5 separate regions of the Homo sapiens genome follow, and regions 1, 3, 4 and 5 are each linked to region 2. A link is a loop called in an ENCODE intact Hi-C map of the cell type or tissue named here. Cell type or tissue: heart right ventricle. All regions are shown on one strand.

Region 1 (5,000 bases), 880 kb after region 2:
GTTCCTGAAGGAATCTGATAATTGTGAGCAACATCAGGACTGCTGTGTTAGGGAGGCCGAATGGAGCAAGGACTTTGAAGTCAGGAGGATGTGAGTTGGACTCCTACCGTATCCTGGAGAAGTTAATCACTTCCGCTAAGCCTCAGTTTCCCTATCTGTAAAGAAAACCTCCTTCGTAGAGCTCTTTCGAGGATGACTAACATGATGCATGAAGAATGGCTGGCCCTGAACAAACAAAACTAAATACTATCAATAATTAGTAGCTATCACAATTAATCAACATCCTTCTCTTTTCCAAAGTACCTTTTATTGTATCACCTTTGCCTTTGCTTTTTTGAGGACATCACATGGACTGAAAATCTCTTTTGTTGGTCGTGTTTTCCAGGGTCGTTTTAGCATCAACCTTTATGGAACCGGCTTGTCTTTAACTGAATCTGCCAGATGGATATCACAAGGGAATTATGCTGTCTCTGACATCAAGAAGTCGCCGGTAAGGTTCTACAGATGGGTTGGGAGATGAATTTTTATTTCTTTCTTTCGTTCTTGTCTTTATTACTGTGGTAGTGGTGCTGAAGGAGCAAACGAATGTGCTTTCCCACTTAAGCCATTTTGTAGTGTCAGGAAGACCATTTAGGAAATAAACCTAGGGTGCAGTGTTTACACGTGATTAAAGTGTGAGAGCCTTGTTCACTTCTGGTGAATTCTTCCTCGAGAGGTGAACATATGAACCATCCAAGTAATTAGAAAAACCACCTAACCAGGGAGGTAAAAGCAGGAAGAAGCCTCTGTCGAGAGTGTGGCTCAGATATCTTTCAGTTAGCCAGCTTGCGGTTCGTTCTATGAACCGAGGGGAAATGACCTCTTCTTTTTATTTAGAAAAATTGAAATACAGATGGAGCTAGAAGACAGATAACTTATTAAGCGATATATCTGGAGAATTAGAGATACACAGGGTCTACAATAATAAGTTTTTCACCCTCTAAAATCTGGGTGGTTAAGGTGTGGTCTACGCAGTGCATCAGTGTCACCTGGGGGCCCGTTGGAAATGCAGGTTCTGGGTCCCAGACCCTAGTGAGTCAGAGTCTACAGCTGAACAGTGTCTCAGGTGGTGATGGGCACAGTACAGCTTGAGAAACACTGTGCTGTGCAGATGGTCCCTGACTTACGACGGTTCCACTTGATTTTTCAACTTCACCATGGTTCAAAAGCAGAACACGCTCGGTAGAAACCCTACTTCAGGTACCGATACAGCCGTTCTGTTTTTCACTAAGTACAGTATTCAATCAATTACACAAAATATTCAACACTTTATTATAAAATAGGCTTTGTGTTAGATGATTTTGCCCTGCTATAGGCTAATGCAAGTGTTCTGAATACATTTAAGGTAGGCTAGCCTAGGCTGTGATGTTCAGAAAGTTAGATATATTAAATGCATTCTTGACTTAATGATATTTCCAACTTGCGATGTGTTTATTGAGACATAACCCCATTGTAAACTGAGGAGCGTGTCGACTGTGTACTGTTTCTCACCGTGGGTGTATAGTAGAATCACCTGAGGAATTTTTAAATGCACCTGCCCAGGTCCTTCCCACACAGATGAGCTGAATCGGAATCTCTAAGGGTGGGGGGACCTGGCAGGAGTAGAATTTAAAGCTCCCCAAATGATTCAAATGTACAGCCAGGTCAGAAACCGCTGCCACTTACAGCCTTCCCTCTGAAGTCCTGAGAACGTGGGGCAGAAACCCGGCTCGTGGAAAAATGTCTAAGTTTACCCAGGCATGGCCCATTTCTCCCGTCCCATCTCAGCCAGGAGCCCTGCCTGGGGTTGCCTCAGAAATAGGGGAAGACAAAGAAGAGAGCTGGGAAAGTAGGGTTTTATTACAAGGCAGAACGGCCAGATAAAATACAGGACACCCAGTTAAATTAGAATTTCAAATACACAGTGAGGATCGCCTGATCCTAAGAGTTCGAGACCAGCCTGGGCAAGGTGGTGAGACCCTGGTTTTGCAAAAACTTTAAAAATTAGCTGGGCATGGTGGTGCATGCCTGTAGTCCCAGCTACTTGGAGGTTGAGGTGGGAGGATCCCTTGAGCCCAGGATGTCAAGAGGGCAGTGAGCCATGATTGCGCGACTGCACTCCAGGCTGGGCTGCAAAGTGAGACACCATCTCTTTTTTTTTTTTTTTAAGTACACAATGAACACTGTTTACAATAAGTGTACTGTTATCACTACATGGGACATAGTTATACTAAACATGTATATGTTGTTTATCTGAAATTCATACTTAACCAAGCATCCTGTATTTTTATTTTCTAAATCTGAAAACCCTATTGCAAATACTTCTACCTAATCAAAATAAGACTATAAAAAAGCAGCTCAACCTGCCTCCCTCACCTGAGAAAGAGGAGAAACGTCCAATTGGGACATTCCAGGAAAATCTGTTTCCTGATCTCTTTTTCTAGCTGCCATGATTAAGTTTGTGTCTGTGAAAAAAAGCTATCTCACTCTCTCTCTTCTCCATCTCAGCCAATCAATGTCCTCAAATCCGATTAACTAAATAGTCATATTGATTACTTGTAAATTAGTCATTAAATATTTTTCCTTGCACTGAAAGGAATAAAGATAGCTGAGAGAGAGTGCATGAGCTTTAGAATGTGCCCCGAAATTATAATGTTCTTTCCCCATTCCTTCCCTCCAAAATCTATACATTATGTTTCTTTTCTCTTGACAAATAAAAATCGTATATTTTTATCGTGTACAACATGATGTTTTGAAATACACTGTATGTTTCAGTGACCCAGAACCAAAAAATTTGCCTGTCTAGTGCCACTGCACTGCAGCCTGGGTGATAGAGTGAGGCTCTGTTAAAAAAATAAGTAAATAAATAAATAAAAATGTGATTGTAGGAAACCCATGTAGATAAACTGTAACCTAAATTATAATTTTATTCGTTAGATAGTTACTACCGTTTCAGCCAGAAACTAAAAATAATTAAAGCCAGGAGCGCCACCTTATGGAAAGAATGATCACTACACTGGCTGTTCCCCAAGACTTTTGGGAGATGCCTGGGCTGGAGGGAGCTGGGTATGACAATTGCCTGTCGGCATTTTTTTTTTTTTTTTTTTTTTTAAATCTTGGTGTTCCTTGGCAGTTCAGAGAGTGTGAGCTCAAAATTAATCTCCAGGGCCTGTCGAGTACTCCTCATGAATATCTGGGAGCTGGGACTGAGCCCTCTCTAGCCCCCGGCTGTCTGGAGAAATGCTGTCTGACTTCCCCCGTGTGGTCCAGAGAAGCATGTCCTAGCAATGCTACCTGAAAATAGGCTTCCACCGCCCAACACTTTTGGGAGAAAATGCTAGTATATTGTATTTCCTTCCTGAAGAGTCACAGTAAGCATTAGCATGTGAGGTGGGACTAAATTATACAGGAAATAAACCTGTGTGACTTTAGCCAGCATTCCACTAAAGCAGTGGTTCTCAAACTCAGGAGTGCTTCACCATCACCTGCAGGGCTTGTGAAAACACAAGCAGGTGGCCAGATGTAGTGCCTTGTGCCCATAATCCCAGCACTTGGGAAGGCTGAGGCAGGAGGATTGCTTGAGCCCAGGAATTCAAGACCAGCTTGGGCAACACAGGGAGACCCAATCTCTACAAAAAAAAAAAAAAAAAAAAAATTAAATAACTGACTGTGGTGGTGTGCACCTGTAGTCTTAGCTACTCAGGAGGCTGAGGTGAGGATGAGCCTGGGTGGTCAAGGCTGCAATGAGCCATTATTGTACCACTGTACTCCAGCCTGGGCAACAGAGTAAGACCCATCTCAAAACAAAACAAAACAAAACCCACCACATGATCAGTCTGAGGAGAGGCCAGAAATTGACATCTGTAACCATTTCCCTGGTGATGCTGATGCCCCTGATCTGGAGTCACATTTTGAGAACCACTAACCTAAATGAAGCCAAGCACAAAAACTTCTTTTCGAAGTTACAGCTTGTAATTTCCCCCAAATAACCAGGGTTCCATGAAACACACTTCAAGAATTGTGCCATATCCTGTTCCCACTCGATACCTACTACGATCTGGCCCCCGAGGGCCTGTGGCCCAGTCTTCTCTGGGATGCTCAGACCCTGGCCAGTTATAATACTCTCTTTTCCAAATAGCCCTGTTTCAGCTCTCAAATAATCATTCCTCACTTTCTTTTGCTTTTCTGCCAGGAGTTACAGAAGGGAAAAAAAAAAATGAAAACCTCAATTTTCCAAACCTCCTTGGCAATAAAATGTTTTCCCCAAGCAAAACTAAAGGAAAGCTGTATTGATTCAGGTAAAACTAGATCTCCAGTACCACTTGAAGAACAGTAACGCTGTCTCACTTCCAAGAGCAGAACTGGTCAAAATCAGTCTCAATATCAAGTTCACTGTTGACTTCCTTGTGAACAATGGAGAGCACTCTTTCTCTGGTTTTAACCTAATTATGGTTAAAATAGCTACTATTTATTGGGCAGCTTACATACATTAAATCTGTGTCTTCCTCCCAGCTGTGCTGTCACCAGGAGATTGGGATAACAAGGTGAGAATAAGGTCAAATTCTTGGGATGTTAAGTTGAGCAGGTGGTGGGATCAGCCTCTCCAACCTGCCGCAACTCAGCCCTTGGTGCCACAGTGAAAACCGTCAGTGGCTGCAGAGCCCAGAGGTGAAGCACGTGGACTCTGAAATCTGACTGCCAGAGTCTGTGCCCACTGGCTCTGCCATCTTGGGCAAGTTATTTAACTTCCAGGAAAATGGGGGTGGGGAGAGGGGGGACTCAGTTTGTTCATCTATAAAATGGGGACTGTAGTGGCCCCTTTCTCATTGACTTATTGTGAAACATAAATGAAATAAAAATGTAAAGCTGTTGGTATCCTACTGGGCAAATAGCAGGAGCACAAGTACTGGCTATTAATGTTATAACGTTTTCATAGCCCTGAGGTTTGCCATATTGTTTCGGAAGTTGGCCAAGGTGACTAA
Region 2 (5,000 bases):
ATGGAGTAGTAGGTTTTTCATGAAGTGAAGATTTTCCAATATGAAAGATTCTTCTTTATAGGTAATGATGTTCTTCTTCTTCTGTTTTTTTTTTTTTTGTTTTTTTTTTTTTCCCAGGCTGGAGTGCAATGGCATGATCTCGGCTCACCACAACCTCTGCCTCCCGGGTTCAAGCGATTATCTTGCCTCAGCCTCCCGAGTAGCTGGGATTGCAGGCATGCACCACCACACCCGGCTAATTTTGTATTTTTTTTTTTTTTTTTAGTAGAGACGGGGTTTCTCCATGTTGATCTGGCTGGTCAGGTGATCTGCCTGCCTCGGCCTCCCAAGGTACTGGGATTACAGGCGTGAACCACCACACCCAGTGCCTCTTTTTTTTCTTATGAAAAGGTTGTTATCATTTATCTCCTCCTTTTTAATGTTCTTAGTTCACAAAAGAAAGAATTGGCAACTTAGGATCAATTGCTCAGTTCTATGTTTTCAAAATCTGCTGGCTTATGAAATGTAAAATCCAGGAATCACTGCTCTAGGGAAAGGCCCACAGGAGGTTGAGAATAGAACAGGATACGAAAGCAGAGCTGCCGAAGTAATGTGTGAGTGGGGCTCTGGCATCCAAACCTCGGGAAGAGCAAATGGGAGCTCCCCTCTTTCTTTGATCATTGCTTCCCCTAGATCTTCATTCAGGAAGAAAGCGTTCGGATTCAAGGCCGGGGTTATATTCGTCACTCTTATGTAACGCAACATCTATAACATCTATTAGTCACGCCCTTTTATGAAACTCTTTTGTCCTATATAAGTTATCGGGGTAACCCAGAGAAGTGAAATCCAAAAGCAAGACAAAAATGGGGTGAACCGAGCACCTTTAGTGTGCTCGAGGGCACCCCAAAATATCCATAGCTGGTTTCTTGTATGTAAAAAGCAGTCTCAGAAACTTTATGACAGCTTTCAAAAATTCCTTTCAAGTTGTGTTTGCTTGCATTAAGATCACCATCTGCATTGACTCAAAGCCTGATTAGAGCTTCATTTACCAAGAAATAAATAAACAGTAGGAAATAGCCAGAATCAGACAAGAGAGAAAGCAAAAGGATCTTGGCATTTATTTTCCACAGTGAGAAAGTTGTTGACTTGAGTGCTTACTGGGTCAGCATGTATTTCGTTTCCATTGTACTTACTCTTCCCTGCCATAAATGCAATGCTTTGTTACACATCTTGTTCCCAACTAAAATATTTCATTAAACGGCCTCACAGTTCTTGCATTTTCCTGCATCTCCAATGTACTGGACCTATAAAAGTTACTTCTAATTGAGGCTTGTCCTAACTGGGATAGTGTGTGGGTTGGGGTGTATGTGGGTGAAACTGATTCCTGTACTCAGCCTTTAAGCAAATCCAATTGGTACAGTGAGCACTGCCTCACCGAAACCTGAAATCTAATAGCTGAACAAAGCCCAAGCGTCTCCTGCCCTTCATAGCTATATGGGGCAGCAATTCATTAGAAATTGACATAGTCAAGGAAACAGCTTTTTTCCCTCTAAGTCACATAATCACTTAGACCAGTTCAGATACTCTTTCAGCAAGAGGATTTTGAAGACATTTAATATCTCCATGGGAGATGAATGGGGCTGCTCACTGTATGTCCATGCTCTTTGGAAAACCTGACCCCTCAGTAAATGACTTCTTTAGGTCTGACTTGCAGACACTTTGAATAATGCAGTGCGGCAGGACTTGAAGCCCGATCGCCTTGCTGTTGTTAACCATGACCTGTGTTTTCTAAGGCTTATATGATTTCTTAAATTTAAGATATTGGAGTAAAGCTTGATATGGTACCAGGCATGGCCTCTGTTGCAATTAAGCAGTTTGGGAATAAAGCTAATTGAAATTGCCAAACAATGTACCCCCCTCCAGAGCAAGCTGGAAAATTTTCCTATTTTGCAGAAGTATCTTGTGACAAAAAGTGACCATCACATCAATCAGTCTGTTGAAACTGCTCAAGAGATTCATGGATTTGCCCTAAGAAAAGGATCTGAGATTTTTTTTCATCAGCATGTGTTCGCTTTTTGTAGGGAAGAGTGAGGCATTGAGAGGCATTGAACCCAGTGCTGTAATAAAAGTTTGCTTTAGTAAGTAAGGATATGAAGCTATCCTTACCTGAAGATTTAGATCTCAAAGAATCCTTGAGAACATATCCATTTGCTGGAGTGGGGAGCTTATAGGGTTTGGTGTTTCCCTCTGAGCTTTCAGTTTGTTCTGAGACCAAAGCTCATCTGTGGTGATGGGAAGTCAGGACACCAGGTGGCACAGCGGAACCTTGTTCTCTGTGCTGAGTGAGGCAGTTGTGAGTTGAGCCGAACCTGGCAGCTCACCAATAAATCAAGGAACAGACCAAGGATCAAGAGCTGTTAAACAGTCACTGCAGCAATGATGGCTATAAAAAGAAAGGCCAAGCAGCTCCTCCCCTTTGCCTCATCAGCTCTTCCTGCAGCTTTCAAGGTGTAAACTCATTTCATGAGCTCTGCACATTCATACATGCATTTGAGAGATACAGGTGTTTATTGAACTGTTGACCAGATACTGTTCTAGGGATAGACCGATAAAATAGAATAGGTCCCTGAAATAGAGACAATCAATAAGTAAACAATAAACAATATAAATAATAGACAAGTAAACAAGGTCATTTTAGAGAGTGATAGGCTCAATGAAAACAAAGACACTGGGTTGTGTGAATAAAGTGGGTCAGAAAAGGGCCACTTCAGATCTGCTGGTAGCCTGCCTGGATCTCTGGTTGGCTCTCTGAAGGAGTCACCTTTGAGGAGGGTCCTGAGTGAAAGGCAGGAGCCACCCACACATAGATCTGCAGGCATAGAGTTCCAGGCAGAGGGAGCAGCCAGAGAAAATGCCCAGAGAATTGCAAGGAGGCAGTTCCGCAGTGGAGGGTGCCAACCTGGCTGGAGTGTGTGTCCAGGAGGAGGAAGTAAAGAGATAGGAGGGGTCACATCCAGGAGGGCTTAGTGGGACACTGAACAAAGAGTTTGTCTTTAATTGAAATGGTTTTGGGAAGCCATAGGGACATGGAGCCAGGAGACAGTACAATCTGATTTCTGCCGTTTAAAGTTGTCTCTGGCCTCGGTGCGGATAATAAAGAGGATAAACCATAAAGCAGAGACCAGTTTCTGGACTCATGTGGTCATCTAGGCAAGAGAAGGTAGTGGCAGTGGAGATGAACTTGGATGGATTCAGAATGCGTTTGGAGACGGATATGGTGGGAGAGAGAAAAAGAAGCCTCAGGCAGGGTCTTAGGTTTCAGGGGTTTGGTGTCCTATAAGGTTAAAAGCCCGGATATTATTCTGGGTTTCTATCTTGGTCCTGAGCCTAACTTACATTACTAAAAATAAGCAGTTGGGATAAGAAACAACCTAAAAGTCAGCAATGCAAAAGAAAAGGGCCCCAGCGTGTATTTTTTAACCTACAAGCTTCTCAGCACCAATTACAGTGATAGGTTTTCCTTTGGGGCCGGTGACCTTAAAATAAGGGCCCACACAGCATCCTGTTTTTCCAACCCAGAAAAGGAATCCTTATCAGTGTTTTCTTTTGGTGAGCTATTTTGAGCTATTGTTTCATAATCCCCCCGTACATCCTATGTAGTTAAAAATCACCCTCTCAAATTTGTAGGAACTGCATGGGGCTATCAGGCCACCATAGTTTCACCTATCTTAGGGAGACCTCTGTGAATGAGCTGTTGATAAGAGGAATGGGTTACATGGTCAACCCTTAAGTATTTGCATAAAAAGCAATTCAAATTTGAAATATAGGTACTAGAAGCCTCAAGTTGTCGGTATGGTAGTTAAGGAGTCTTCCTTAGAGGTAGAAGCATTTTTAGATGAAGACAAGACCCGACTTCTAAATGCCACAATTACAAATATTTTTAACTTACATAAAGTTAGAGAGCTTTCCTAGAACCATATGAGAAACTAGCTTAATTCTACCCTTAAAAAGTAGATCTTGGTAGGAATATTACCTAGGGTAGAAAGATTGACCTCGTGGTAGGTACATCTTGACAAATTAGTGGTTGTTTTAAGTTAACGGTTCTTTTTCTTTCCTTTCTGGAGAGAAGATGCCATAGTTCACTCCACTTCTGACTCATTCCATATCTTTTCTCTAAGCCCATTAATAAAAAAGAAATTTTGTTATTAGGTAGCGTCAGGAAACATTTGCAAGCTAGAAAAAGCTCCTGCCCACTTTGAAACTGAGTTTTTGTGGCCAGTCAACCTGTTAGTTGTGTAGCTTTAAAGACATGCTTCATTGTCCCAAATCAGAGACTGATCTCGTTGTATTTTTAGCATGTGTAGCCTTGAATGACCAGTGATTTAGGTACTGAGACTTGGAGTAAAATATCAGGGATGTGTTAAGAAATTGATTGACTGTGCATACACTCTTCGGCTATCTGTAGAAAAGAACTGTCTTCCCAAATGCATGTCGCAGTTATGAGCCCTAGATACCTTGACCCCGTTGACCTAGCAGTTGTCAGTGGTAGGTCCATGTATTTCATAAAGCTATATTAAAAATTTTCTGTAAATGCATTTGGTATGTATGAATGGCTATAGGATTAATCTTATCGTAGTAGACTCTAAACCAAAATAATTAAGGAACCTTTGAATGACAGCATATAGTTTAAAAGCACAGGCTTGGTTTTAGACCAAGTATCCCCAGCTATTCACCTGACTGTGTGACATTGGCCATGTTACTTGACCATCAGTGTCTTGGTTTTCTCTTCTGCAGAATGAGAAGATATTAGTACTTAGAGTGCAGGTACGAAGAATAAATTTATGTCAAAGACAGGCTCTGAATACTTTTTAGTTATTTTTGCACTAAGCTTTCAACCTTTAGGCATACTTCACATGTTTTCAAGAGTAGCAACAATAGGATCATCCATATCATTTCAATGACACCTTCTCTGGAGTGACCATTTATTTCTCAGGAATTGCATGGAGACAATTCATCCATCT
Region 3 (5,000 bases), 70 kb after region 2:
AAGCCTTCCTTGAAAATTAGCATTGCCAGTGGGAAGCCTGGGAGGATTTAAAAAGTTCTGGGCCCCAGGCAGACACCTCCAGCTCTCTTTCCAGTCGCTATGCAGACTGAGTTGTCTGGGTGAGTAGCACCCAGTTACCAAAATTCAGCATTTACCATTTTGTGCATCTTTAAGGACCCTCTGTGCTGGCTCACCCACGTCCCCTCATGTCATGGGAAAATCTGAAATTCTTTGTTCATTTGGATCAGAGTAATGGCTCAGGGAAGACAAAAACATTTTTTTTTTAAATCTACAGGGGCTCTCTGGATATGTGCAATACTGGAGAGAAATACTCTGACCTCTTGTCTAAGGTAGTAGTTCTCAGGGGCAATTTTGCCTCCAGGGTACAGTTAGCAATATCTGCGGACATTTTCATTGTCACAACTTGGGGAAGAGGTTGGTGGGCTACTGGCATACAGTAGGTAGAGGCCAGGGATGTTGTTAAACACCCTACAATGCACAGGAAAGCCTCCCATAATGAGGAATGATCCAGCTCTGTATCAGTCTGTTCTCATGCTGCTATGAAGAAATACCTGAGACTGGGTAATTTATAAAGAAAAGTGGTTTAGTTGACTCACAGTTCCACATGGCTGGGGAGGCCTCAGGAAACTTATGATCACGTTGGAAGGCACCTCCTCACGGGGTGGCAGGAGAGAAAGAATGAGAGCCGAGCAGAGGAGGAAGCCCCTTATGAAATCATCAGATCTCACTAGAAAAGCATGGGAAAAACCATCCCCATGATTCAGTTATCTCCACGAGGTCCCACACTTGACACATGGGTATTATTACAATTCAAGGTGAGATCTGCCTGGGCTCACAGAGCCAAACCATATGAAGCCCCAGGTGTCAACAGTGCCCAGGTTGAGAAACTCTGCTCTAAGCCAAATGATAAAGATTTGCTGGGGCCTTGCAATTGGGAGAATAATTTCAAAGAACGTTGACATCTTAATTTTGCAGAACATGTAATTTTAGGTAAGTCTGCATCCCTCCGAAATTGCTGATTTGAATGCTTCTTTGAAACAGCGGGTATCTCAGTAAACGATTTCCTTTTCTATGTTTCCAATGGCTGCTGAGGCAGTCTTCAATTGCTTAGTCATAACATACAGGATTCTTGGAGAGCAGTTTGTGAAATCCAAAGCCATTCTATGTTTGGTTACATTTTCAGTTGGGTTACTTCTATCAAGTGGCCTTATTTAAATTTCAGCCACTAACTAAAGCTTCACCTTGAATGTAATAATAATGCACACCTCACAAGGTGTTATGACGATTAATTAGTTAACTTTTGTAAGGTGCTTTGAAGACAGGAAGTCCACTCTGAGTTCTATTATAATTCGGCAAATTAGGCAATTTTTAACCCGAGTAGTGGCTTTGATCCTGCCTGCCGTCTCACATACCTGAGCAGTTCGGCGGGAGGAAGGATATTGGAATAAGCAGTCATGGTCAGCAGTGGAAAAATGCAAACCTCATTTGTGATAGCTATTTTCAGGTTCTTTTAATGGTGAGATGAAGAGGAAAACACCCCAAGGGAAATTAATATCCCTTAGTAGTGAGGGAAGACTTCAAGTTGTTACCCCTGAAACCCCAACAGGTAAATTAGAGAAATGGTGTATTCTCTCACTCATAGTTATTCATTCATTCTGTCTCTTCCCCCTCTTTCCCTTCTTACTGCCCCTGCCCTTTTCAGAAAAGGAAAGCGTGATGACGAGACTCTGCTGAAACTCTATCAAGTAAACCACAGGTTACATCCAGGAAATCTTCATTTTCTGTGTGGCTTCTATCTTTTAACTCCTCTAGAGTTTGCCTCCTTCTTCCTTTATAACCATCATCATTGTTATCATCATCATCTGGTATTTGCACAGCCCTTTGCAGTTTGAAAAAAAACAAAAATTGAAGCCAAAAACACCTCCAATGTGCCAGGCACTGTCCTGGGACTCCATCTATTCCTCAGAACACCTATTAAGATAGGTACGATTACCTCCTGTTTACAGTTGTGATAACTGAGGTTCAGAGACTGCTATCAAGACCATGGTCACTGACCTGGGAGGTGATGATGGTGGGAGTGCTTGTTCTAAAGTCGGTGTTGTATTCTTTCCGGAACCTCAAGCTAAAAGAAATTTCACAGCACCTTGTTTTTCATCTGACTTTCGTCCTCTTGGTAGTCTAGTAGGGAAGGTGGCATCTTCTTTGCTTTTCAGATACGGAAAAAGAGGAGTAAAAGGGTTTGCTTATGAATACCAAGTTAGCTGGTGCATCGCCTCGCTCACCGCTCATACACGCCTCACCCCCTGCAATTTGGCTTCCACATCGCCCCCTGGTGGCCCTCAGCCACCAAGGCCACCTGTCCTAATAGACAAGTCTAGTGCTACCTTTCTTCTCTTCCCTTTCTGCAGCCCTGGACACAGGGGACCACTGCCTCCTGGATTCTCTCCCCTTGGCTTTGATGTTTCCTTCCTCCCCCTGTGATGCGTACCCTCCCTTTGTTTTCTCCTGGTCCCTCTGCCCGCTTTATGCACTGATGGCTCCCCAGGAATCCCTCTTGGGCATTCGTTTCCATTTTGGTGATTTCATCTATTTCCATTGCTTAGATCAGTGGTTCTAAACTTTGCTGCATATTAGAATCACATGGGGGAGCTTTCAAACTTCCAGACTGCACCATAGACTAATTAACGGAGAATCTCTGATCATCAGTAGTTTTGTTTTTTCCGCATATCTTTCCTGGTGATTCCAAAGTGCAATCAGGTGTGCAAACCAGAGGCTGAATAATCTACTATATGTGACTCTCAGGTGTGCACTTCTAGCCCAGACCTCTTCGTTCAATGCAAGACCTATATCTGCACCTGCTTACTCTGTCCCACAGACACTTTAAACTCAGCACATCCAAAGAGTATGGTTGTCAGATTTAGTGATTAAAAATACAGAAGGCTCTGTTACATTTGAATTTCAGATAAACAAATCATTTTTGAGGGTATGTCCCAAGTACTGCATGGTGCAGTCTGGAAGTTTAAAATCTTCCCCAGGTGATTCTAATCTGCAGCAAAGTTTAGGAACACTGATCTAATACATGGAAATAGGAGAAATACTTTTAGGGTAAGTATATCCTAATTATTTCATGGGGGCATACTTACCCTAAAAAATGATTTGTTGTTTATCTGAAACTCAAATGCAACTGGGCCTCCTGCATTGTATCTGGCAGCCCTCCCAAAGAGAAAATGACTTCTCTTGGAATTGCCTCTCTGCCTGTGCCCGGTAGCTCAGGGAAAAGCTTTACCATCCTCCCTATCAACCCAGTGGTGAACCTCAGAGCCTTCTTTAACCCATTTCTTTCTCACTTACCTCACATACAATCAATCACCTACTCTTTTGACCATCCCTCTGCATCAATGCCAATGTCATTGCTGTAAGTCTACCCTCCTCTCCCATCTCATTCTTTCGGGATTATGTTAACTTTGTACCTGGATCCCTTTGCCTCTACACTTTCCTCTAACAATCCAATTTTCATGATTGGCCAAAATAACCTTTTAAAACACATCTGATCATGGCACCCTTCCCCCATAAAAGCTTCTGATGGCCACTGATTGCTGAAAGACAGGGCAGCATGTGCCTCGCAGAATCAGACCCCAACTCACCCCAGATCCAGGCCTCCAGTCCTAGAGCATGGCCTGGCCCTTTCCTGCATCCTGGCTTCTAATTGGCCTGGACTACCTCACAAAATTCTGCTCATTCAAGGCCAGAGAGGACAAAATAAAAACCAACAAAACCAAATCCACCTTGGAGTCATCCTTTTCACTTTCTGATCTATTAGTAATTCCTGTGAACACTTCCTTCCTTATAACTCTTCCCAGCTGCCCACCAGCTCGCTCCTTTCTCCCCACTAATGCTCTTTCAAGACTTTGGCGTCTTGCGCCTGGACTCATGACAGAGCTTTCTGGTCGGTCTCACTGCTTCTACACTTGCCTCTTCCTCGTGTGGGCCTTTTTAAGCAGGTAAGATCTTGTCACCTATGTACCTATGTACGCCTTCCCTATTTTGTTACACCCACTCCCCTTGCTGGTATGGCCAGCAACTGTTTCAGAATACACCGACTGGACCTCCATCCCATGGCCAGGTTCTGAGCCTCACTGCCTGTGAGCTTTCTCTGGCTGGTGGAGCCAGCTCTCCTCATGCAGGCAAGCAGGCTGGCAGTGACCAGCAGCCCTCAACCCATGATCGACAGACCTTGGGTGGATAATCCACACTGTTCTCAGAGTTCCCCAGCAGGATTAAGCGCAGTTGCCCACAGGGATGATTTGCTTGTTAATACTGTTCATTGGCTCCTTCTATTCTTCCCATATTGGCATTTACTGGGTTCACCTCCCAAATAAGCAATTTGCCCTCGAATCTCTGACTCGGAGCCTTCTGCTTAGGGCCCCCAAACTAAGACACTGGTAAACTGTTAGTAATCTTCTCAGTGTGTTAGATCATCCTCATAAATGCCCCTGATGAGTGGGAGAACATACAAAATTGAAGGGCTGTGCGGAATCAAGAGAGTTTGAATACATGACTTGATGACATCACAGGGTTGACCTCTTTTCCTCCTTCTTATTGAAATCTCTTCCTAAAACTGGAGAGAATTCCTATCATAAGCTCTTTTGACGTATACTTATGTGACTCCCAACAACCCCTTAAGTGCCTGTTTCACCCACAAAGGAGGGGTCCTGGGAACCTTGTTTGTTGTCTCTGACCCTGGCTATAGATGATTGAACCAGAGTGGACTTTATTTGCTAAGCTGGGCAAATAAAGTCCGATCTCTCAGGGATATGGAGTTAGGACTTAAGACAGTTTAGCTCAATCCCAGCTGAGAAAAATAAAACCTAGGAACAATGAGACAGCCATTTTCCATCACATAGTTATCACTACATAGGCTAAAGCCAGTTTGCAGAGAGAGAAATAAAGGAGGCAGAGATGAGAGGAGGAAAGTACTC
Region 4 (5,000 bases), 78 kb after region 2:
AGAATCAGCAGGAGGTTATTTAAATAATGACCAATAGCAATTTCTCGACTCAACAACAGGGAGCCCAGTTTGCTCTAAATATAAACATCACCCTTAAACTCCTTAAAAATCACTTTTTTTCTGTAGTTAACAGCTCAGAGTGTGTAATCTTTCTCCCAGGAGTGTAACTTTTTTTGGAATGTGAGAAACCATAGGGAAAATTTTCTAAAGAGATTTGTTTCAATTAACTCTGCCATTGATTTACTCCTTAATAAATAAACAGAGGGAGAGTCATGAAGATTAACCAAGATTCTCGTGGATGATGGATTCCAGATACCCAAATAATTTCTCTTATCAACTCTCATATTTAAGGAAAAGATTGGAAGCAAAAATGTACAGGTGAATGAGACAGATAAAATTTTTGGGCCGGGTGAGGTGGCTCACACCTGTAATCCCAGCACTTTGGGAGGCTGAGGCGGGTGGATCACTTGAGGCCAGGAGTTTGAGACCAGGCTTGGCAACATGGCGAAACCGTGTATCTACTAAAATTACAAAAATTAGCCAGGCATGGTGGTGCACACCTGTAATCCCAGCTACTCGGGAGGCTGAGGCATGAGAATCACTTGAACTCGGGAGGTGGAGATTGCAGTGAGCCAAGATCGCGCCACTGCACTCCAGCCTGTTTGACAGCGCGAGACTCTGTTTAAAACAAAACAAAACCAACAAATAAAAAATTCTATCTAAATTTGTCTTAATTGAAATATATGAGAGAGATGCATACTTTAAATGAGGAGTTCATAAGCCGTGGTGAAGTAAATCATGTAAATCATTTTATGCTCTTATTGTCCAGGCATGTCTGCTTTTCCCCTCTTCTTGCCCCCTTGACTGATCCCTTGCTATGTGTCAAGCATTATGCAAACCCCCCACCTGAATGCTGAAGAAGCATATCGAAGTAGACTTGCCCAAGAAGACAGCCTACTGATTCCTCCACCTAAACCTGCTATTGCTCAGTTCTCCCCAGTCCCATTTGATGGCAGCAGCCCCACCCAGTTGTTCATGTCCAGTCCTAGGCAATTCCTTGGCTTCCTTTCCTTTTATTTCCCATCCAATACATCATCAGATTCTATCAGTCCTTCCACTGAAGTAGAATTCAAATCTGGCAACATCTCCAAATCCCCATTGCCATCACCACAGTCTACAGAACGAGTGTCTCGTTTTGATGCCTGGACAAGCCTCCTACGTGGTCCTGTTGCTTCTGTTCTGCCCTGTGTTCAGTTCTCTACACAGCAGCGAGAGTGAGCTTTTCAAGGTGTAATCAGGTCAAATCCTCTTCCTGCCCAAACCTTACAGTAGTTTCTCTTGCCACTCCAGTTCCAAACCTCCCACGGCTATCTACAAAGCCCTATGTGATCTGGTTCCTCACTACTTCTCTGACTCTCCCTTTGACCATTTCCTTCTCCTCTGACTTCGGCAGTCTACGTGCTCTAAACTTCTTCCTGTTCTTCTAAATCACCCAGCTTATTCCCACCTATATGCCTTTCACTGGCCCTTCCTTCTACCTGGAAGACTGACTCTTTCATTCTCTCTCCTACTGTACTTCCAGTGGTTCTCAGCTGGAGTGCCCTCACAGGGCACACTGGGTAATGTCTGGAGACATTTTTGGTTGTCACATCTGGGATAGGGGATTGCTACTGGCTTCTAGTGGGTAGAGTCCAGGGATGCTGCCAAGCCTCCTACATTAACCAGAACAGCTCCCATAATAAAGAATTATCTGGCCTTATATCAGCAGTGCGGAGGTTGAGAAGCCCTGCCCTGTTGAGTTCTCTGCTCAAATATTTTCTCTTCCGAGAAAACTTTTTCCACCTACTCTTTCCAAAAGGGCTTTTCCCCTCTTCTTCCTCCATCACTCCGTAGTTCCTCATCCAGTTTGACACTACCTGGAATTTGAGCATATATTTCTGTTTTTTGTCTCTCATCCCCACTCGAATGTAAGCTTCCTGAGGGCAGAAGCTCTACCTGGTTTGCCACTGGTTCTTCAGCATCCAGGCCAATATCCAGCACATAGTGGGCCTTCAAAATATGCTGACAGCTCTCTGAGGCTTGGAGAGGTTAGCTAACCTGCTCAAGATCACACAAGGCTAGGGAGAAGACAAGCCATCGGGTTTTCTATCAGTCCTTTTAAGCTACTGCACATATACATACAATTGAAGGAAAAGTTTGTGCTGCTTATGAGAATTCAAATTTAAGACAATTTTCCTAGCTTTCTTCTTCCAATTTTCCATGCTTTCCCCATGCCCTGTTGCCAGTCCCTCCTATGTAGAAATTCTATTTTCATTAAAATCCAGAAACTCTCACCACTCCCACTTCCCCGCCAAATACTTATTTCTTGAACACCTCTGATTTCTCTTTCTAATTCAAATATGGCTACAAGTGAGGTGGAAATGCTAGGCAGCCTGGAGCCCGATCACACATGAGCTGTCTGTCTATCAGCAAACCCCACTGTCAATATTGGATTAATTGCTTGCATAACCTCACATTCTCTGTAGCTTTCCCCTCCGAGACAAAATTACCAGTCTCCTTCAGCACCAACTTGGCAATAAGAGGAAGCCTTGAAATGATTATCCTAATTTAAAGACAGCATGAATTCCTGGCTCTCTTTTGGGAACGTAAAATTGTGAGTGTCCTTTGTTCTTGCAAAAGTGATGCACTTAAAAAAAAAGTCATTTAGTTTGCCTTCTTGACTTTTCTGAACTTAAAGATTACTTCCAGTTTTATTTTTCAAAGACTTGGCATTTCAGTATTTTAACATTGGACATTTTAACTTCAGCCTTTGAATGTTTCTATAGATTTTTTTTTTCTATTCCATTTCACCCCTGCTTCTCTAGCTCCCTCCTCCCCACATTCACCAACTGACTGCTCATTTCTCATGCTGAATAAATAGCCATGATTACTATGGAAATTGATGAAGGATGGCTGGTTGTCAGAGGGAGCCCCCAGCTGGACACCCCCAGGGTTGCAAAATGAAGGATGCCACTCTCTCCTTGGAAGAAGGTCCCAGACTTTTGCTGTCAGCTTGCTTTTTTGCCCTTATCAAAAGTGGTGTACTTTTCTCTGCTCCAAAGCCTGTTCCTCAGTGAATTAATTTCTTGGCAACCCTCGCAGTGTGCAGCTGAGCACTTCAGTTTCTCACTTAGGATTTCCTGTCAACCTTGACCTCCCTTGGCTCTTGCTGGGAAAGTAGCCTGCAGACTAGCCTGATTCTAGCCTCACTTAGGCTGAATTACTTCTTTCTTAGGAGACAAGCTGCATTTGTTCCCTCTCCATAATCCCTCTGAGGTCTTCTACTTGAGAGAAGCCCTGAAGCTCTTTGAATCACATTTGAGCAGCAGTTGTGTTGGCTGCAAAATTTAAATTAGCCAAGCCCAGGAGAAAGTGACTAAGAAAATCAATGTTTCAAGGAAGTAGTATATATGGAACATGAGGCAGGAGGTCACAGAGTGGAAATAATTCAAGCTTTTGTAAGGTGTTGGGTCAACTTCGATTCAAATGCATAAACACTGCGTGACCCACTGTCGGCCACTGAACCTCTCTGGGCTTCGATTTCCCCCACAAAATGGGATTTACGCTACCATTTTAGAGTTTGTGGAAGGATTCAGAATAGAGTATGAATAGTACCTACTAAAGTGACGGACTGTTATTAAGAGCTATTTTTTTTTTTACTGAAAATCTTTTTTTTTTTTTTGGAGACAGTATTTGTCTCCCAGGCTGGACAGTGGTGCCATCGTCGCTTAATGAAGCCTGGAACTCCGGGGCTCAAGCAATCCTCCCATCTCAGCCTCCCAAGTAGCTGGGACTATAGGCACATGCCACCATGCCTGGCTAATTTTCACATTTTTTGTAGAGACGGGGTATCACCATCTTGTCTAGGCTCCTGGGCTCTGGTGATCCTCCCACCTCGGCCTCCCAAAGTGTTGGGATTACAGTGAAAATCTTAAATACGACTTGTTACTCTCTGTGAAAACCCCAGCCTAGTGCTTATGTTTCCATATAGATTCAGTCACAAGTGGACTCTAATCAGGCTTCTTTCAGTACCTATGTCTGTGACCTGGGCTCATATACTTCCCTTCCCTGGGCCTCTGAGATGCCACTCATTAAGGAATCCGAGATGTCTTTCTAGTGGGTGTGCTAATTGGTGGATCCCCTCAACCTCATGGCTTTGTTTGTGGTAAATTGTTTGGGTAATTGACTGAGTTTCTAGCCTCATTCTCTGAGCACTCTGGGCCTGGCTAAGGTTGAGTTGCCTCAGCCCAGCCTTTTCTTCTGGGCATCGGCTGAAGAACAGTTACAACTGGCTTTGAAAAACAAAAGCCCTTACGTTTGTATTGAGTTTTAAAGCTTTGTAAAGTGGCATGACAACACAATTTCTCATTTATAATCCCATATAACCCTGGGAAGTGTATATGATCATTTTGTGCCCATTTTGTAGGTGAGGAAACTGAGGCCTTGGAGTGTAATGATTTGCCCAAGTTTGGACAGTTAAGGGATTAAAGACAGATCTCCCACCCCACTGGCCTCTTCATTACAGTGTACATGTGGTGGTCTTCATGTTCAGATTGATGGATGCCTTGGCTCCAGGGGCTCAGAACAGTCTGACATTGTGCTGATGTTTAGCCTCTATTAAAGCATCGCCTCTTCAAACCTGGGTAGCTTCTCCTCGTTTGCAATTTTCAGTCAGTAATGGCTTTTTAACAGAGGACCTGGATGCCTTTTGAGAGAGCATGAATGGACAATAATGATGGTGATGGTGAGAGTAATAGCAGCTAATGTTTTTTTCGGGACTTTCAAAGGCACTGTGGTAAGTGCTCAACAAAAGTGACCTTATTTAACTCCTTTAAGAAGCTTCATAATGCAGAAGAGCTTCTGTGAAGAAACTTGTGTATCTATCCCCATGTGATGAAAGAGAAAACTAAGACTTAGAGGGGCAGGGTCACTTGTCCAGTATCACGTGGTAGGTATGTGGA
Region 5 (5,000 bases), 240 kb after region 2:
TGAGGGTGCAGACTGAGAGGGGAAATGCGGCATGTTGGGGAGTGACCCGAGCAGAGGTTGGACAAGTAAGCCGGGGTCATATGTTATTATAAGGATTTGTTATTTTAATCCTAAAGGCCTTGGGAAGCATTTGAAAGGCTTAAAGCCAAGAGGAACTTACATTTTTTGTAAGATTAAATTGGCTTCACTTTAAAAAACAGATCCAAATGGTTGGCCGGGTGCAGCAGGACCTTTTAGGAGGTCATTCCACTTATACCATTGACATGGGAGAGCTAATGATGGCTTGAACTAAGCCACTTGATTAAAAGAAATTAACCAATTTAGACAATATCATCCCCAAATGTCTAGTCCGCCAAACTCTCATTCATTCCTCCTGCCTTGTAAATTATCTCCATTGCTCATCACTTTCAGCTGGTCAAGAAAACTTGGGGCGGTTTCTAAAGAAGCCATTCAGCAAATATTGACAGGCAGGGAGGATTAGGGCGCAAATAAGTTATTTATTAAACCCTGTCCTTGGATGCACAGAAGTTTGTGGGTGACAGGATTGTTATCTCTTTAGAGAAGATGGAGAAAGGCAGATACCAAGGGCTAGGTTTGCTGTAGGGAAGAGGTGGAAGAATTGAAGTTACCATTTGTTCCCAAGTCAGGCATCTCAGGGAAGTAGAAAAAGCTATGAACTGAGAATCAGTAGATTCCTCTTTTTAAATTATGGGACCTTGGCCATGTCACTTAACTTCCTCAGTTGCTTTATCTAGAAAGTAGACATTCCTGCCCTGTGTTTCTTATAGGATTACTGGGAGGATTCAATAAAATGGCACATATGGAAATTCTTAAAAAGTCACAAATCATTCTATACACACTAATTGTCATGTTCAGTCATCGAGGTAAGAGGCACTTTACGGGTGCAAAGGGCAACTTTACTGAGAAAGCATGCTCATGTTTTAAAATCTCAGTTTTCTCAGGATCTGAGTATCATTCCTAGTATCTGATTATACTTTCCACTATAAATTGCTACTTAACTTGCACTTCTGTTTTGGGGAAGCAGTGCTATCCAGTGTTAAGAACATGAGCTTTAGAGTCATACAGATATAGAGTTAATTTTCTGCTGTGCAATTTGACATCTTTTTAATATTTAACTTCTCCAACTCAGTTTTCTCTTCTGCAAAATGGGTCTATTAATAGAATGAACTTTATAAGCCTGGTTTGAGGATTAAAAGAAATATTACATGTAAAGTTGTTAACACAGTCGTTAGCCCATGTTAAGAGCTCATCACATGTTAATTATTATTTCTATATCCTTTAAAGTTTTCAGGGTACTTTCTAGCTCCATTTGCTAATTTAATTTTTCTTAACATTATCAATAGGTGGCTGATTATTATCCATCTTCCTTCATTTGTCCACTTAGGTAGGTCTTGCATGGACTACATGAAGGGTCTTCCACCTCCCTCCACCTAAAAATTCCTTGGGAAATTACCTAGGAGAAAGAACCAAATCCAAAAGAGGCAGAGACAGCTGATTTTTCTAAGGGATAGTGAGAGTAAATGACGTTAGGCCAGTTCAAATTATTGACGTCCCCAGGGCCACTGAGCACCCAGAACTATAGTGAAGTTCCCAGCAGTCCTTGCATCATCAGTGGTGTTCCCTCGTTGCAGACCCATGGGAGAGCACGTAGGTGCCATGTTCCTAACGTGATGCTGACGCACAGCTTTGCAAGTTTCCAACCAGTTACCGGGAGGCAGTGGGCTCTGGGCCAAGCTGGGACTCATGACATCACAGAGGAATCTCGGCACTTGAATAGCTGACAGTGTCTGCCTTTGCCAGCTATGCACTGGAAGTTGGAAGGGAATTTGGCCTCCAGAAAGCACATTTTTACTCCAGCCTGGAGCCTGTCAAAATCAACACGAGACTCTTAGCAACTACAGAGTTATTCTGCTAATTGTTGCCGACACTTAAGAAAGTGAGGAAATGTTAAAGGGCTGCCTCCTTGTCCTGAGTAGCAACGCTGATCCTCTCTAAGCAGATGGACCAATAATTATTCCCATCAATAAGGGGCAAGTGCACAGCTCTGCCTTCTGGTATCTGACCTAGGGGTTCTCTGTGTTGTTTGCCAAAGCCGAGGATGAGAATAGAGCAAAAACTGTAGGGGGAGCTATTTTGTTTTGAATGCAGAATGTAATCTGCCTTTTTGAGTAAGCAAAATATTAAAATTCTCAGAGTCTCTTTTGGAGAAAAATTTTACTTTCTGGGATGTTAAGAAAACGCTATAGAAATAAGCCTTGTTCACAAGATAAGAAACATCATATAATATGCATCAATATGAATCTAAATTAGAAAATGAATTCCCCCAGTTATTTCAAGTGATATATGGGCATTTGGTGGTTGAAGTGGTGAGAAAAACAGACTTGGGTTCGGATCCCAGCTCAGCTGTTACTAGCTGAGTGGCCTCGAGCAAATTGCCTCATAGCTCTGTAATATGGAAGTAGACTGCCTTGCCACACCCAGAGTTCTTATTTGGATTTAATTTTACAATGCATTTAAAGCTTGACAAGTAGCAATTGTTCAAAGAATGATTTTTTCCCACCTCCCTTATTTCTCTCAAGTGTGAAATATCATACCCATTCATATCTATCTATGAATTATGGCCAGGTGTGGTGGCTCATGCCTGTAATCCCAGTGCTTTGGGAGGCCGAGGAGAGAGGATCATGTGAGAGGCCAGGAGTTCAAGGCTTCAGTGAGCTATGATTGCAGAACTGCACTCCAGCCTGGGCAATAGAACGAGACCCTATCTCACACAGAACAAAACGAAGGAAATAATTTTGCTTCTCTGATTGGCTTCCTGCTTTTTTTTTTTTTTTTCCGAGACAGAGTCTTGCTCTGTCACCCAGGCTAGAGTGCAGTGGCACCATCTTGGCTCACTGCAATCTCCACCTCCTGGGTTCAAGCAATTCTCCTGCCTCAGCCTCCCGAGTAACTGGGATTACAGGCGCCTGCCACCACGCACATCTAATTTTTGTACTTTTAGTAGAGACAGGGTTTTACCATGTTGGCCAGGCTGGTCTTGAACTCCTGACCTTGTCATCTGCCCGCCTCGGCCTCCCAAAGTGCTGGGATTATAGGCGTGAGCCACCTCACCTGGCTGGCTTCCTGCTTTTTCTATGGACAATGTGATTAGGTATATAAAACAGGGTTTGTAGTCACAATGAGTTCTACCGTGAGGCTGAGTATCCTGCAGTTATTTCTTTGATAGGATGGTTTGAGGATGAAGCCTCTGCAGAACAGTGTTTGATGCTGCTGGACAATGTATTTGTGCCCAAGCCCATGTCAGGATGAAAATCAAGACAGAATGGCATTTGCTTCTTTGGAGAGGCCTGGGTAGTGACTTGAAAAGGATCCTGGAACAAAAGTATATTTCCTGGCATACCAAGGATCTATAGTTGTGGCAGCTCAGGGACTGCTCTGTTCCTTAACCAGACATAATATTCTTCTCAGGTTAAGCCTCCGTCAGAACCCAGAAGGCCACGAGGTACAGCAAGCCAAAATCTCAACTTCCAGTGAAACAAGGATTGCCTTTGGAATCTGTTTTCTAAATCACAAATGGGGGTTACTACAAGGCTAAGAAAACTATTAATATTAGTAGTTAACCAATAAATGGAAACAAGGGAGGAAAAACAATACAGATCTGTGAAAGACCAGCAACATATCACAGGGGAAAACATTTTGCTGCTTCTTCCTCCTTCTGCTGTGCTGGGCCGGGATCTCTTAATAAGAAGCCATATCCTCTCAGGATATTACCTCAGAGACTATCAGAAGCCTTGCTCAGAGGTTGCTCTCTCACATTTTTTTTCTCCAGTCACATTTATACAAGAGAATTCCATATTTGACAGCACACTGGTACTTCCCTTGTTTAACAAAGGCATCTTAATTTTCCATGACGGTAACATTTAAGTTACCATAAGTTCAGTCTTAAAATAATTGTTACACTTAACGGGTATTCTTAGAATAAGGCCGGAAGGAAACAGAAACAATCACTCCAATTCCCTCATTTTATAGGTGACAATCTGGGGGCCCAAGTTTAGTGCCTTTTCAAAGCAACACTATGTCTGGGCTCAGGGCTGGGTTGAGAAGTCAGATTTATATTTCCACACTGACGCTCTCTGACTTTGCCTTGTCATCATTTAGGGGTGGGTAGGTAATAGAAAACTTACAAGTGTTAACAGGGGTTTAAGTATAAGAGAATACTACCAAATAGTCCCACTGTGGAAAATCATGATACACAGAATTTTATGAAGGAGGGATATCATGAGGTTTACACAAAAATCGTGAGGGTTACATTTTACAGTTAAAGAAAATGTGGCAAAGAGAAGTTTAGTGACTTGCCCAAGGCAACATAGCTAATTAATGGAGCCAGGATTTGAACTCATTGTATCTGGCATATTTGGTACAAGTTAGAAATTAAGCTGGAGTTGCTTATAGGCATTTATGTTATTCCTTGAGGTTTACTCATCGTACTTCACTGGTCTGGGGTGAAGCTTGCACTTTGGGAGCACATGGAGAAGGCTGGGATTGGGAATTCTGCCTAGCCTGAATGTGGAGAGTTATCCAATGTTGTCTCCATTTCTGTATCACATGAGTGAATAGGTTGGCATAACAGAAAGACCCTAAAGAATTTTGAGATCTGTTTGTATTATGGTGGGGACTGTGTTATGCTGGGACTGTTTCCTCTTCTGTCTCTCTGCTTTCTCAGAGACCCTGCCTTAATGCCCCAAAGTGGCAATCTTCACAGCTCCTCTGATTGGACTAGGGGTAGACAAAAAATGACTTCTTTCAGAATCTCTCGCCATGGATTTTGAAATTAGCGTGAGTTTGAATTAGTTTCCTTTGGAGAGATGAGTTGGAAAGTCACATAGACTTGTGATCGGAAGTCACCATCTTAGGGATGCTGTGGTCATTGATGTGTTTTTAATCAGAAAGTAACTGCTTAGAGAGAAACAGGAGTAGAT

The links. A loop is a pair of places that touch in the nucleus more often than their neighbours do. Peaks named below come from ENCODE experiments on the same cell type or tissue, not always from the same donor. Only the 100,000 strongest peaks of a DNase experiment are listed, where the experiment ranks them.
Region 1: it touches region 2 in a loop (3-fold over the local background); 32 of 110 quality-filtered maps call a loop at or near these places.
Region 3: a loop joins it to region 2, with 2.1 times the contacts of the local background. A loop is called at or near these places in 15 of 110 quality-filtered maps.
Region 4: it touches region 2 in a loop (3-fold over the local background); 15 of 110 quality-filtered maps call a loop at or near these places.
Region 5: a loop joins it to region 2, with 3 times the contacts of the local background. A loop is called at or near these places in 3 of 110 quality-filtered maps.

Annotation. Positions count from the first base shown.
Region 1 is chr3:64,528,656-64,533,655 of GRCh38, reverse strand. It overlaps ADAMTS9 (ADAM metallopeptidase with thrombospondin type 1 motif 9), which reads left to right. Exons shown (of 40, transcript NM_182920.2): 38 at 386-490. Among named protein-coding and RNA genes, the nearest start is that of ADAMTS9-AS1, 30 kb to the left of the region's middle. In heart right ventricle, CTCF peaks have their summits at 2,808 and 3,009 (motif pointing left); a DNase peak (open chromatin) is centred at 3,015; H3K27ac peaks cover 346 bases.
Region 2 is chr3:65,410,119-65,415,118 of GRCh38, reverse strand. All of the region lies in intron 12 of MAGI1 (membrane associated guanylate kinase, WW and PDZ domain containing 1), which reads left to right. Among named protein-coding and RNA genes, the nearest start is that of LINC02040, 240 kb to the right of the region's middle. In heart right ventricle, a CTCF peak has its summit at 2,274 (motif pointing right); a DNase peak (open chromatin) is centred at 2,318; H3K27ac peaks cover 3,231 bases.
Region 3 is chr3:65,339,632-65,344,631 of GRCh38, reverse strand. No RefSeq gene overlaps it. Among named protein-coding and RNA genes, the nearest start is that of LINC02040, 170 kb to the right of the region's middle. In heart right ventricle, a CTCF peak has its summit at 2,344 (motif pointing left); a DNase peak (open chromatin) is centred at 2,334; H3K27ac peaks cover 269 bases.
Region 4 is chr3:65,332,444-65,337,443 of GRCh38, reverse strand. No RefSeq gene overlaps it. Among named protein-coding and RNA genes, the nearest start is that of LINC02040, 160 kb to the right of the region's middle. In heart right ventricle, a CTCF peak has its summit at 2,966 (motif pointing left); a DNase peak (open chromatin) is centred at 3,107; H3K27ac peaks cover 1,157 bases.
Region 5 is chr3:65,167,614-65,172,613 of GRCh38, reverse strand. The region is part of intron 1 of LOC105377127 (a long non-coding RNA gene); the gene reads left to right. Among named protein-coding and RNA genes, the nearest start is that of LINC02040, 4.8 kb to the left of the region's middle. In heart right ventricle, a CTCF peak has its summit at 2,149; a DNase peak (open chromatin) is centred at 1,733; H3K27ac peaks cover 5,000 bases.